3 separate regions of the Homo sapiens genome follow, and all the other regions are linked to region 1. Evidence: chromatin contacts called from ENCODE Hi-C or POLR2A ChIA-PET data. All regions are on one chromosome and are shown on one strand. The core of a region is the stretch at or near the end of the contact, and the rest is flanking DNA. Distances in the headings are between cores, read along the strand shown. Region 1 holds the start of PDHX (pyruvate dehydrogenase complex component X). Region 2 holds the start of LDLRAD3 (low density lipoprotein receptor class A domain containing 3). Region 3 holds the start of LMO2 (LIM domain only 2).

The links. Hi-C counts contacts between places; a loop is a spot of excess contacts on that map. ChIA-PET counts read pairs that join two places held with the same protein, here RNA polymerase II (POLR2A). Pooled maps may share reads with other maps.
Region 2: a pooled map shows a loop between it and region 1 (4-fold over the local background). The contact joins the promoter of LDLRAD3 here to the promoter of PDHX in region 1. A Hi-C loop is called at or near these places in 1 of 168 maps with a recorded cell type or tissue (mesothelial cell of epicardium) and 5 of 50 pooled maps. POLR2A ChIA-PET finds 5 or more read pairs at or near these places in 1 of 52 experiments (Panc1).
Region 3: a loop to region 1 is called in a pooled map, with 9 times the contacts of the local background. The contact joins the promoter of LMO2 here to the promoter of PDHX in region 1. A Hi-C loop is called at or near these places in 2 of 37 single-sample maps with no recorded cell type and 9 of 50 pooled maps.

What each region holds. Positions count from the first base shown.
Region 1 is chr11:34,914,500-34,918,958 of GRCh38, forward strand. It overlaps PDHX (pyruvate dehydrogenase complex component X), which reads left to right and starts at 2,119. Exons shown (of 11, transcript NM_003477.3): 1 at 2,119-2,316. The coding sequence starts at 2,157. It overlaps APIP (APAF1 interacting protein), which reads right to left and starts at 1,880. Exons shown (of 7, transcript NM_015957.4): 1 at 1,729-1,880. The coding sequence starts at 1,785. RefSeq lists silencers at 1,541-1,880, 1,901-1,950 and an enhancer at 2,121-2,420.
Region 2 is chr11:35,941,851-35,946,309 of GRCh38, forward strand. It overlaps LDLRAD3 (low density lipoprotein receptor class A domain containing 3), which reads left to right and starts at 2,212. Exons shown (of 6, transcript NM_174902.4): 1 at 2,212-2,294. The coding sequence starts at 2,249. RefSeq lists a silencer at 2,123-2,562.
Region 3 is chr11:33,889,879-33,894,337 of GRCh38, forward strand. LMO2 (LIM domain only 2) reads right to left here and starts at 2,198. Exons shown (of 6, transcript NM_005574.4): 1 at 1,917-2,198. LOC105376621 (a long non-coding RNA gene) reads left to right here and starts at 4,068. Exons shown (of 3, transcript XR_931176.3): 1 at 4,068-4,157. RefSeq lists enhancers at 1,654-1,763, 4,141-4,310.

The DNA.
Region 1 (4,459 bases), core at 869-3,368:
CAGACAAATACAAATATCTAGAGGGGCTCATGTATTTAACTAGATATGCAAATCCAGTGTGAGTAGTGGAAGCTGTGGTAACCTGGCCAGCACCCTCTGTAAAGGTGGTGTTCACTAGTAACCGCAATCCAGATCCCATGAAAAAATAAGGGCCCAATGTCACCATGTGTTCTGAGGTTTTAAAAGAAGCTGAAATGATTCTGGATTTTGAAATGTTGGCTTGGCAGGGCGTGGTGGCTTACACCTGTAATCCCAGCACTTTGGGCAGCTTAGGGGGGTGGATCACCTGAGATAACGAGTTCGAGACCAGCCTGGCCAACATGGTGAAACCCAGTCTCTACTAAAAATACAAAAATTAACTGGGTGTGGTGACATGCGCCTGTAATCCCAGCTACTTGGGAGGCTGAGGCAGGAAAATCGCTTGAACCAAGGAGGCAGAAGTTGCAGTGAGCTGAGATCACGCCACTGCACTCCAGCCTGGGCAACAAGAGCAAAACGTGTCAAAAAAAAAAAAAAAAAAAAAAAAAGGTTGGCTCAAATTTTTCATGAACATTGAGTGCAGCAAAAAAAAAACATGCCTGTCCACCAAGCTGTCTGTGGGCCATGTTTGGTTTGAGAATCCTAGTTTATTCTCGGGTCCCTTAAGGCTCTCTTTGATGCTCATTCTGATGACATTACACTAAGATTTACTGATTGAGGGTACGGACACTTCTCCATACACACTTGCCCAGGAACGATCTCCAGTTACCTGTCCTGTCTCCAAGATCTTCTCTCTCTCATCCAATCTTGCCTATGCAGCATTCTATTTTCAGAGTCGTCTTTGCTAATTTGGGGAAGTCACTTATTCAAACAAGAAAGTGGTTGACAAATGTTTAGCAATGAAATCTCCCGCGAGTTACTACTTTTTAATTAGGATTTTCAACCCTAAGAAAGATATAGATAGGAGGAATAAGATAGGGGGAATAAGGAAACTAATTTTGAGGGGTTTCCCTGCCTCTTAGGTGGGGTTTATCATATTGTGCTGAAACTGCTTATTCGTCTAGTTCTCCAGACCCTGGGCCATTTATCTTACGTATCCCTATCTCTGAGCGTGTAGAAGGCGCTCCATAAAACTGTTGGTTTGTGTAAATGACCGAAAACTACATGCAGCGTGAGGGTGGATTTCCCTTTGACTTCGGCTTAAGGAAGAATCGTTCCCATGATCATCCCACAATTCATCTAAACGGAGATAGGCAAGGAGCAACTGCTCAAAGGCAAAGCGCTGGCAGCTGAGGCACAGCTCCGGTTCGGCAAACGTCTCCCGAGTGCCAAACGTCCCCCCAAACGCCTAACTGGTCGTCAGGGCGCAGAAAAGAAGCTTGGGGGGCGCGGTCTTCGCCCCAGCTCCACTTCGGTGCTTCACGATTCCTTCTCTGGCCTGCCTTCCTGATAAATACCCGGTGAGGTCACCTAAACGCTCTCCTCTCTCAGTTATTTGCTTCTTTCCAACGTTTGGCGCCCAGCTCCCGCCATCGGAGCGCCCCGCCCGAGACCACTGATCTCCTGGGGCCTCGCAGCCTTGCTTCCGAACGCCAAGGTCGCGGTGCGCCGGGGTAGCGAACGGCCAGGCCCGAAACCCCGCCCCGCAGCTAAACGCCCGGCCCGCTACCCTGCGCCCAGCTCCAGCCGCCGGGTCCCGCCTGGGCCTCTCCTCCTGGGAATACCGGGCACCGGTGGCCCCGCCCCTACCTGCGCGCCGCATCTCCGGGAACAACAGTCTCCCTCCCGAGCATCACAGCCAGACATGGCCCAGACCAGGGACCCGCGCGGCCTCCAATCTCCGCACGGCTTTGCGCGCGGCGCTTAGCCTGGGATACGGCAGCGAGGCCGCAAATGCAATCAGGCGGCGCTGAGGGCAGCCCGGGGGCGGGGCGAACGGGGCGGGGGCCGGGGTCTGGTAAGGCCCCGCCGGCTGAGATATCCAGCGGCGCACCTGACTTCCCGGGAGGCAAGGCCAACGTGGTTGGAGGCGGGGCTGGGTTGGGGGGCGGGGGTTCAAGTCTGAGAGACCTAAAGGCACCGCTAGCGTCTGGGGGCGTGGCCAACCATGCGGGAGGCGGGGCCTTGATGCTGGACATCAGGCTGTGCTGCGGGCAGCCAGTGAGAAGGCCGTCAAGATGGCGGCCTCCTGGAGGCTGGGCTGTGATCCGCGGCTGCTGCGTTATCTTGTGGGCTTCCCCGGCCGCCGAAGCGTAGGGCTGGTGAAGGGGGCTCTTGGGTGGTCTGTAAGCCGCGGAGCTAATTGGAGATGGTTTCACAGCACGCAGTGGCTTCGGGGTGAGTGGCCGGGGCTCGCTCAGCTTCTCTGTGTAGCTGAGTGATGGGCCTGGGACAGGGGCAGTTATGATTGAGGGCCTGCTTTTGGGTGTGAAGGTGCGCGGGCTCCTTATTCCCTTTCCTCTTTCTCCGGTTGGGGTCCGCCGACTTGGCCTAATGCATGCTGTGAAGGGCTTTCTTGGCAGCTGAGAGAACTCGACTCTGCCCTAGGCCCCCTGGTTTGTATGGCTTTGTGACCTTGCCTTGGAATTTGGGTTATTTGTGAGGCGCAGAGAGGGTTCCCAAACTCTCCTCCCTCAGCCCCCTTTCCAATCAAGGCTCAGGTTTCTTTAGGGTTGTCAAACGTCTCGGACGAGAAAAAGCTGCCCAAGGTTGCCGAGATTGAAAAGCCACTGTTGGGAGTTCTTACTTATTCTCTAGGCCTCTCTCTGTTAGGAGGTGTTTTCATTGAGGCCAGTCGAGTTTTACCCCACGCCATGACTCGTGGAAGACTTAAATTTGTAAATTCCTACGGCATCACGATAGACAAAGGTCCAGGAGAATGTTTCAAGCAAATATTCGCTTGAAAGAGCAAACATTTAGGAGATAAATCATACCAAAAATTTATTATAGAAAATTGTTGTTTAGTAATGATATTGATGCAGTTAACACAATTCTTGCAGTATTTAACAGTATGCAAAATGGCAGGCCGGGTATTATTTTTCCTTATTTTGGGAGAAGGTTGGAGGGAGGCGGGGATGGAGAATAGGACTGACGTTTTTTAGTGTGACGTATTACCTGCCAATCATCGTTCCTGGCACTCTACAGAATGAATTTTAATTTAAATAGGTCTAGTAGACGTTGCCTTCATATTCTGAGCTACCTTAGGCTCAGAAAAAAAAAATCACACAAAGTCATATGGTAAGATGAGTGTATTGGGGTTCCTAAAGGTTCCTTAATGGGAACAATTTATTTCATTTTTGGTGTAATGTTTCATAACATATTCCTTGGAGCAGAGGTGCTTTAACAGTGTGTGCAGAATTCCTTCTCTTCCCTCCTCCAAGTTTGTTGAAATTAAACTTTTTTCCAGCTCCTAGAGATTCGGTCTGGTCTGGTGTGGGGCTCAGGAATCTGCATTTTACAAATGTTGGATGAGTTTTGATGTTTTATTTTGACATTTAATGGAATGAGCTTTGAGACTCACTGCCTTAGAAAATCATGGAATATTAAAAGTTTAGTATTGGATATAATCTAGGAAGAGTGCTCTTAATCTTGTTTATCAAGCAGATCCTTTTGAGAATCTTTGAAAATGTTACAGACTCTCTGTACAGAGGAAGTACCATAAATGGTCACACACAAAAATGTGCACGTAGTGGCTCACGCCTGTAATCCCAGCACTTTGGGAGGCGAAGCTGGAAGATTGCTAGAGCCCAGGAGTTGGAGACCAGCCCGGGCAACAAAGTGAGACCCCCGTCTCTACTTAAAAAAAAAAAAAGAAAGAAAAAAAGCCAGGCGTGCTGGCATCCCAGCTACTCCAGGGGCTGAGGCAGGAGGATCCGTTGAACCCAGGAGTTAGACGTTTCATTGAGCTATGATCCTGCCGCTGCACTTTAGCCTGGGTGACAGAGTGAGACCCTGTCTCAGGAGAAAAAAAAAAAAAAGTATACATAGGCCCAGTTTAATGCCTTTAGAAACTCAGTTAGGCAAGCAATCCTTATCTGCATCCTCATGATGCTTTTTTACCTATTCCCTATCCCCTAGACATATACCATGAACAACTTGTCTACCCCAGTTTGAATACCATCTGTCAGGAAGAAGGCATGGCATCTCAAGGAAAGCCAAATTAGTTTTCTAGTGCTGCTGCAACAAATTACCAGAAATTAGTGGCTTAAAACAACACAAATTCACATCTCATAGTTCTAGAGGTCCGAAGTCCAAAATGGATCTAACTAGGCTAAAATCAAGCTATTGGTAGGAGCTGCATTCTTTTCTGGAGGCTCGAGACCCCATTCCCTTAAGTTTTCCAGATTCTAGAGGTTTCTAAGATTCTTTGACTCATGGGCTTCAAAGTCAGCAATGGCTGGTTCAGTCTTTATCACATTACGTCACTCTTAATACTCCCCTCTGCCTTCTGCCACTTACAAGGACCCTTGTGATTACATTG
Region 2 (4,459 bases), core at 962-3,461, 1.0 Mb after region 1:
GATTTAGTATAAGTATAAAAACAACAGTCGGGCCGGGCACGGTGGCTCACACCTGTAATCCCAGCACTTTGGGAGGCCGAGATGGGCGGATCACGAGGTCAGGAGATCGAGACCAGCCTGGCCAACATGGTGAAACCCCCGTTTCTACTAAAAATACAAAAATTAGCTGGGCATGGTGGCGGGTGCTTGTAGTCCCAGCTACTTGGGAGGCTGAGGCAGGAGAATCCCTGGAACTCGGGAGGCGGAGGTTGCAGTGAGCCAAAATGTGCCACTGCACCCAGCCTGGGCAACAGAGTGAGACTCTGTTTCATAAATAAATAAATAGATAAATAAATAAATAAATACAACAGTTGACCTTAAATAAGGTTTTACATTAGTCCAAATGATTTCAAAGACATTAATATATTTATATTTAAAAGTGTGTGTGCCTGTGTGTATGTGAGAGAGAGAGAACGAGAGAGAGAGTCAGAGTCAAACTTGCAAAGTAAGGAAGTTGATGTGTCCAAAGAAACCTAAGGAAATAAGAACTATAGCAGTGGGTCAGTTGCATTATCTTTCCGTATCCCTAATGTTTGGAGGCAAATGAGCAGCTGTAGGAGAAATTATTTGCTTATTTGCCTCCTCAGATATTATTATCAAAGGCAGGAGGCCTCTTCCCAACAAGCTTCCCGGAACAATGCACATACCCACATGCACAGGACATTTTGCATAAAATTTTAAGGGCTTTAAAATTCTTTGAAGCCCATGGGACGATCTCCATAATATTCATCAATCCCAGGATAAAAGCCCCGAATGCCAAATCATTTAGATAATTGATTTATATTTTCCATGTGTACTATGAACTATGGAACTTAACCTTTCCTCCCTCACATCACATTTTCTCATTACCTTGAACAATCATTGGTATTTTTAAATTTTGACCTGATCCTTTTTAGCCTTTATGTTTCCAGACTACAGCACGCAATTACAGAGTAAAGTAATTGAATCTTAACACCCTTGAGGGTGTCTCCAGGGCATCCCAAAATCTGACGCAGGCATCCCTTTTATAACTGCCCCTGTACCCATACCTTCCCCTTTCTTTCAGCCAGGTGGAGTTTGTGTAAATAAACTCAACCCTTTTGAGGGGTGGATTTTAGGGATGCAGTTCTATTGTTTTGACAAATGTATACAGTTGTGTAACTACCTCTATAATCAAGATTAGAACAGTCCCACTGCCCCCAAAAGTTTTAATTTATTGATCCATTTATCAATTGATGGACACTTGAGTTGTTTCCAGTTTTTGGCAATTATTTGCGTTAGTCTTTTGCTTTTTTTGGGTGGGGGATCAGAGAGAGTGGAGCACAGAAGTGTCATCCCCTTCTTCCACCATCTAAGTCTTTTGGGGCTTTTCACCAGTGCCCTCTGGAAGCAAGTGCATTGGTGCAGCTATATTTTTTGCATTTGGGTATCTGCCTTTCATGACCTTTTCCTTTTTTTAATTTTATTTTTTCCAAATTGGGTCCCAAACGTTCAACAGGTCAAGGTGGACACTATGCAGACAAAATAACTCATGTGGTCCACGCTGTGTGCATGGTAGGTGTCAGCTGCTCTTACCGGTGGCTCCCGGATCATCAGCCTTGGAATCAGCCACCATGTTGTTAAAAATGCAGAATCTCAGGCTCCACGCCAGATCTACTGAACCAGAGTCAGTATTTTAACAAGATCGTCAAGTGTGCCGGATGCATATTAAAGTTTGAGAAGCACTGGTATTCCACACTCGCTACTAAAAATATACTACAATTTTCTCATAAGATTTGACCCTTTATTTTAACTTTTTCTCTCTCGGTAGTAAACTCACTTTGTAGTTTGAGTAAAGAACTCAAGTTTTGGTCTGGGCGCTGCATCTCGCTGGGTGTGGAAGCAAAGGCAGAAATGAGAGGGACAAAAGGAAGCAGAGAACAGAGCCCAGGCTGTTAGAAGATCCTCGCGGCCAGACCTGGGAGGCTGAAAGGCTGAGAGACCGAAAGGCTGAACCCTCCGCCGCGCTCGGCGGCCCCTCGGAGTCAGGACACCCAGGGTAACATGCGGGTGGCCACGCGCAGCCCAGGCGCTTGCAAAACTTAGCGGAGCCGGGCCGGGGCCGGGCCCGGGGAAGGCGGGAGGGAGGAGGGCCAGGCGGGAGGGCGGGGACGGCGCGGCGAGGGGCGGGGTCAGCGCCGAGGCCGCGGGGGCAGCAACGACGCCGGGCAGCGGGAGCGGCGGCCGCGCCATGTGGCTGCTGGGGCCGCTGTGCCTGCTGCTGAGCAGCGCCGCGGGTGAGTCGGGGGGCGGCCGGCGAACTTCCCGCGGGGCGCGGGGCGCGGGGCGCGGGGCGCAGCGGCCGGGTGCGATCGCGTCCTCTCCCGGGCGCGGGCCGCTCTCCGGGCGTGGGTGAGCGCGGAGGGCGGACCCCGGCGCCGGGCTGGCCCGGACCCTGCCGAGGGGCCGCCGCGGGGTGCGAGCCGTCCTATTGTGTGGGCGTGCGCGCCGGGTCGTGTTGTGCTGTGTGCGCGGGCGGGGCTCTGTGTGCAGTCCGGGTCTGGGGAGCCCGGCGGCTGCCCCGATTGGGCGTAGCTCGAGTGTGGCTGTGTGTGTGTTGTGTGTGTTGAGGAACGGAGGCGGGGAAAGGAAAGGAGAGGAGAGGAGAGAACTCTTCCCTGGTCTCATCTTCCCAGACGCCTGGTCGCGCGCGGCTGCGTTAGCCTCCTCTGGGCCTCTTCCCGAGTCTCTGGCGTGCACTCCGTGCCTCAGTTTCCCCACCTGCACCGCGGAGGGAGTAGCAAAGCTGCTTCCTTTCATTCCTCTCTGGGACTGTTTGGTTTGGGTAAAGTGAGTTGAAGCAAGGCCGGATCTGGGAATTCATTTTTCCCCACTGATCCTGGGAACCGAAGCTTTATTTAAGACGTCTGACCACCCTACTTGCCCCGCGATGGGCGCCCTGACCGGCGAGGGGCCCTGGGAGAGGACACGGGGCTTCATCCGGCGGCCCTTTGAACCTGGCATCACCACCGCGTGTGCATCCCGGGGCCTGGACCGCAGCAAGCCTCTTTCCCTTCCAGACAGCGTGCTGTTCCCAGGAACTTTTCTGCTGATGTGGGCATGATCCGAATTCCAGCCTGGGAGCCCTTCCTCCTCTGCCCCTGCCCGCCGCCCACAGCTGTCAGCTGTCCCTCCTGGACTGGGCCCGCCCTTGGCCCCTTGACGTTTATTTCTGGGCATCTGATGCCTAGAATGTGGGTGACAGGGCCCAGTGAACTTTCTTCAGCAGAATCTTGCCTGCCTGGTGTTTGTGCCATCCACATGTCCAATAGCTGCCCTATTTTGCCAAGTGCTTCTAGCAGCTTGGCTGTCGAGGTGTCTTTGGTGGCCTGTGGGTTTGCTAAGTTGAGGCTCACTTCATTCTTAGCTGTGCCTTGGAGTTATGAATGCGTTAAAGGGATATCTCCTCTCTTCCTTGATGTCCCTGGTCCTGGGCATCCTCACAGCCCACTGGGCAGCCTTTCCTGCTCTCAGACCCATGACATCATCTCCACTCCTCTGATACCCCATTTAGATGCTTATGGGTTTGCTGGGCTTCCAGGGAGGGACTAGACCTCCTGGTGACTGCTGTGGATTTTTAACCAGGTCTGGGTGAGAGTGCCCTTAAATTAGTCCACCTGGGGAGAGAGTTCTCACAGGACATTGGGCAGCCAGGAGCAGGTGTGAATTGTTTGGAGGCTGTTAGAGCAGGTCGATTTTCAGGGCGTCTACAGATATGAAGACCTGTTTGGATTCACAAATTCAATCTGTGTAGCTGTGGTGTGTCCCCTCATAGCACCTGAGAAGGACAGTATGGAAGCTGGCTCTTGTGTGTGTCCTGGGAGAGCCACTGTAGCCAAATGGAAACTTATTTATTGCATCTCCCAGTTGGTACTGGGTTGCTTTAGTTGAGTCTCCATCTCTGTAAAAATAGTTGTAAAGTTAATTTTGTCCCTCTCTGGTCAGCAGTGGCTATTTAATGTGTGTGTGTACATCTGAGATAGGGCTAAAATAAATAAAATGGTCATAGCAAGGAGCAGACGGATAGGGGGAGGAATAGTCCAACTGTCCCTGGTGGGTTTTCCATTATCTGTGGGCTTTGAATTACCTTTAGAGTTGCTGCCTTAGAAACATCTAGGCAGGTTGGAGTGTGTGCATCTTTCATGTTACATTAAGCATCATCTTTTTAGCATAGATTTCACTTTGACCCAAGTGTTGCCAGAAACAGGGCTGGTCCTTTTTCCTAATGTCAACTAGATGCTCCTGGGCTCCCAGCCCATAAGAAAAGCCTGTTTGGTTCAGTTTGGGTTTCATAGCCAGACCAGAGACCCTACCCCTCCATCCCATGGCCTATGCTTGGATCCTCTTCTGGGAAGTTGATAAAACAAGAGAGATTGTAAAAGCCAAGACTTTGGATCTCTGT
Region 3 (4,459 bases), core at 948-3,447, 1.0 Mb before region 1:
GTGGAATCAACCTAAGTGTCCATCAATGGATGATTGGATTTAAAACTGTGGTGTATATATATGCAATGGAATATTATTCAGCCATAAAAAAGAATGAAATCATGTCTCTCGCAGCCACATGGGTAGAACTGGAAGCTGTTATCTTAAGTTAAAAAAGTCAGACACTGAAAGACAAATATCACACTGTTCACTCATAAGTGGGAGCTAAATAATGTGAACACATGGCATTAGGGTATGGAATAATATACACTGGAGACTCAGAAGGGTGGGGGGAGGATGATGAGAAATTAATTAATAGGTACAATGTGGTGATATCAATCTGGTGATAGATATCAATAGATATCAATCTGGTGATAGATACCAATAGATATCAATCTGGTGATAGATACCTTAGAAGCCCTGACTTCAAGACTATGCAATTTACGCTTGTCACAAAATTGTACTTGTTCCCCATAAATTTATGTAAGTTTTTTTGTTTTTGTTTTTGTTTTTATGAGATGGAGTTTCTCGTCACCCAGGCTGGAGTGCAATAGTGCCATCTTGGCTCACTGCAACCTCCGCCTCCCGGGTTCAAGCAATTCTCCTCTCTCAGCCTCCCGAGTAGCTGGGATTACAGGGATGAGCCACCACGCGTGGCTAATTTTCATATTTTTAGTAGAGACAGGGTTTCACCATGTTGCCCAAGCTGGTCTTGAACTGCTGACCTCAGGCGATCTGCCTGCCTTGGCCTCCCAAAGTGCTAAGATTACAGGCGTTAGCCAATGTGCCCGGCCTGTAAGTTTTTTAAAAACCTAGAGGTGAGTAATTATAATAAGTGATATTATTATTATTATTACTCTTAACAACAATGACAATGATGACTGATGAGGGCTAAGTACCAGCTACTATCCAAGCACTTCCATGATTTATTTCTATTATTTCTCACAATGACCCTATGGGTACCCCTATATTACAAATGAGAAAACTGAGGCTGCCATCTTTCTAAGGTCTAAAGTGATTTTCTGGGAGCACAAACAAGAGCTTAATTAATTTTAACAGATAAAGACAGAAAAGGCTTCACAGAAGATTCACCTTTTCAGGGCAACCTAAAGAAGTATGGGTTGGTTTTCTTTAAGCTGAAACATTACGGCAAGAACCTGGAGTAATATCTGCTTCAAAGGGGAGTTATGCAAAGTCAACAAGAGAAGACGTGTAAAACCCAAGCACAGTACCTGGCACAAAGTAGATGCTCCCAAATCTTTGTTCCCCTTCATTGATCCTCTGTGATGGAAGGAACTTGTAGCCACTTTCCTCATCCGCCTTGGTTTTTCAAAAACACCCTTTGAAGTTATAACCTCCTTGGGAGCCAAGGCTTCTCTGAAGCACCCCATTACAATCTTTGCCCTCAACTCAGAACTGGAATGTGTTTGAAAATGCTAACAAGGGCAGCAGCCCCACCTCTTCGTCATTGCCTAAGGTTGTTAGGCAAACACACACACACACACACACACACACACACACACACACACACATGCACACACACTCACACAGTTGCTGGGGAGATCATGGTAAACACAAGCCTCTCTTTTGGATCAGAATAATTGAGTGGTCTCCCTTTGTGGCCAGTGTACAGGAACAAATTAGATGGGTAAATTAGCAGTTCCCGAAGACATTAGCAACCAGCGGCTCACACAGCAAGCGCCTGACTCACCGTGGGGCCTCTCCAAGTCACAGCCTATGAATAGATGCTCTTCCTCCCTCCGAAAGAGAAGCCAGAGTGCCCGGAACACCACAGGGGAAGCTTGAAGACTTGTACCCCTTTGGAGTCTTTTTATTTTAAAAGACCAATTTAATCACCACTTCTTCTGGCTCCTTGAAGATGAAAAAAGTTCCCTTGCAATCGTCCATTCATCAGAGAATTAATGAAGCCTACTCACCAGCAGATGATGTAATCCTGGTGGCTTCCCCCATCAGATCTAGGCTGCCTGCCCCACGGATACCTTCTGGGCTAATTGCCTGCTTTGCACCTGTTCCTTCTCGGGAGGCCCTGGCACCCTAGCACCTGGTGCCTGTGCCATCTCCCCTCTCTGCCAGGACACCCAGAGGCCCTTGTGAATAGCAAAGCCCACTTAACGGCTGAGGGCAGGTGGGGGTATTTCCTTCTCAATTCTGCTCAAGGCCCGTTGCTGTTCTTTGAGGATGTTGCAAATCCAGGGTTTGGAGGGCTGGGCCTCTTGGTGGCCTGGTTGTCTATCTGATAGGGCGGAGCCTTCACCCTTGCAGCGAGCTCTCTCACACCAGATGTGCTCTGCGTGGAATCCTAGGCCATCAGGGGATTCCTTAGCAAGCCCTGCAGGACCCAAATCCTAACTCAGACCCTCATCCTCCTACTCAGAATGTGGAGACTTGTGATCCTCAGTTTGGACGAATTCCAAGAGACCTTCCAATTCCCAGAGGCCATCTTTGGTTCTGTTCACACATAGCTCCCTCTCCCTCCTAGGCCTTCTCCCTTTGAATTTCTCCCCTACACCATCAGCCTGTATTTACTTCTCCTTCTTGCTTAATGCATGACTATATTATCCCAGTTAAGGGGGTCTGCAGGTTTTATCAGAAAGTTCAGAGGCTCACATGACCTGGATTGGAACTTGGCTCAGCCACTGACTAGCCAGACAAACTCAAATAACGTACACAGCTTCTCAGCACCTCACCCCCTCATTCATAAAAAACAGGGACAATGGTACCCACTTTGCAGGGTTGTTGAGTGGATTAAATTAAACAACACAAGGAAAGAGCTTTCCTAAGTTCCAATGCTATGTAACACACACAGTATTGTCTTACCCAGCAATAATTTCGGTGCACGGATCTGATCATCTCTTAATTAAATATTGAATTCTCCTAACACGGTTCTTTTTTTGAACCCCTCAGGGTCTGAACAGTTATAAGTGCACAGAAGTTGGGTCTTTATGAGCTGAATAAAAGGAGACTCCGGCTGTCTTCTCTTTTGTCCTTACCATAAAGCTCTTGTCAGCTGCTCTCCTGGCCCTGCCTCTGACCCTGGGCTTTGGGGCCACTATAGGCTCTCCTTTCCTTGTCCCCCTCTGAGTCCTGAAGTCCTGGTTTGCAATCTGCTGTTGCAGTTCTCTGGAATGGCTGCTTCCCCATGCGCCCCTGTCTGTCAGCTACCTCCCCCGCATGCATGTCTGTCTGCTGGGCAAGGCCCAATTCCGAGGTGACAGCTCACCGGGCCTCACCCACAAGTCTCTTCCAAGCATTAGCAGCCCACCCCAGTCCAAAGATATCTTTTATAGCTGATCTCTGGTGGCACCTCCTACCTTCCAATTAGGAGCCTGTCAACACCCAGGCCATCACTCTTCCTGCAGTGTCTGACAACACACACGCCTGCCGCGGCTGCGCCGGGAGAGTCAAGCAAAATTGTTTCCATGGTGGTGGTGGTGGCCTGAGCACAAGAGTTGAAATCTAGGTGAATCTGAATCTAGTTCTGCCTTCTCACTTTGCAAGGAGGTGTCTTATTTCTCTTTGAATTGGCAGCACCAAGCATCATGCCTGGCACACAGTAGGTACTCATAAATAAACACGTGTAAATCAAAAAGGCCGAAGATACATTGCTAGCTTGCAGACTCCCTTTCTCAATGTCTAATGATATCCAGTTCATTTCTTTCTCTTACATGTGCAAATCAGAAAGTTAGCTCATAACTCATCTGTTGTGACTTTTTCTTTCCTTTACTTTTGTGGTTGAAAATAAATTTACCCCAGAAAAGAGAGAGAGAAGGTGCCTGATTCCTTTGTCCTCCCTCTTCGATCCTCTCTAAATCCCTGGGTCATGGTAAGACTCTCTGAAATTCAGGGCCATTTTCAGACACTGGAGCCAATGAGGGAAGTATGACACAATCGAACATTTTTCTTATCTGGCAGTGTGGTCTGGTGGTTAGCATACGGGCTCTGCCAGTCGGAAGTCTGCCTTTCTATTTCTGGGGCTTAGGGGAAACCATGAAGCAACAGTCTTAGCAGCCCACTCACTCTTGCTTTCTCTTTCTCAATGTAAAATTGAGTTCACATTGGACCTGCTTACCCACAGCAGTCACCAGCTCAACCAGGGAAGGAAACGCACCACCCTGCTAGCCCTGCTTCAGCCTTGGGTGAGGCTGTGAAGGCTGGTGGTAAGCCGATGAAAGATAATCCAAAGAAATGAAAGTGAGGGTGATGAGTAGGAGAGCGGTTTGGGGCTGAGGGTACGAAGATGCCATGATGACTGACTTAACCACATCAAACTAAACCATGTCTCCTACTACAATTCACCAGCCTGAAATTGTGAGAGGATCTCGGGCGCGGAGATTTCGCTGGCTAAGGGGCACCCTGTGTGCCTACAAGAGGAGGTGGGAGGGAAGTTAACCTTGCGTTGTCCTCCAGGGCGCAAATCCAAAAGTGGGAAAAAGGGGAAGTTCTTTGATCTGAAGTAGAA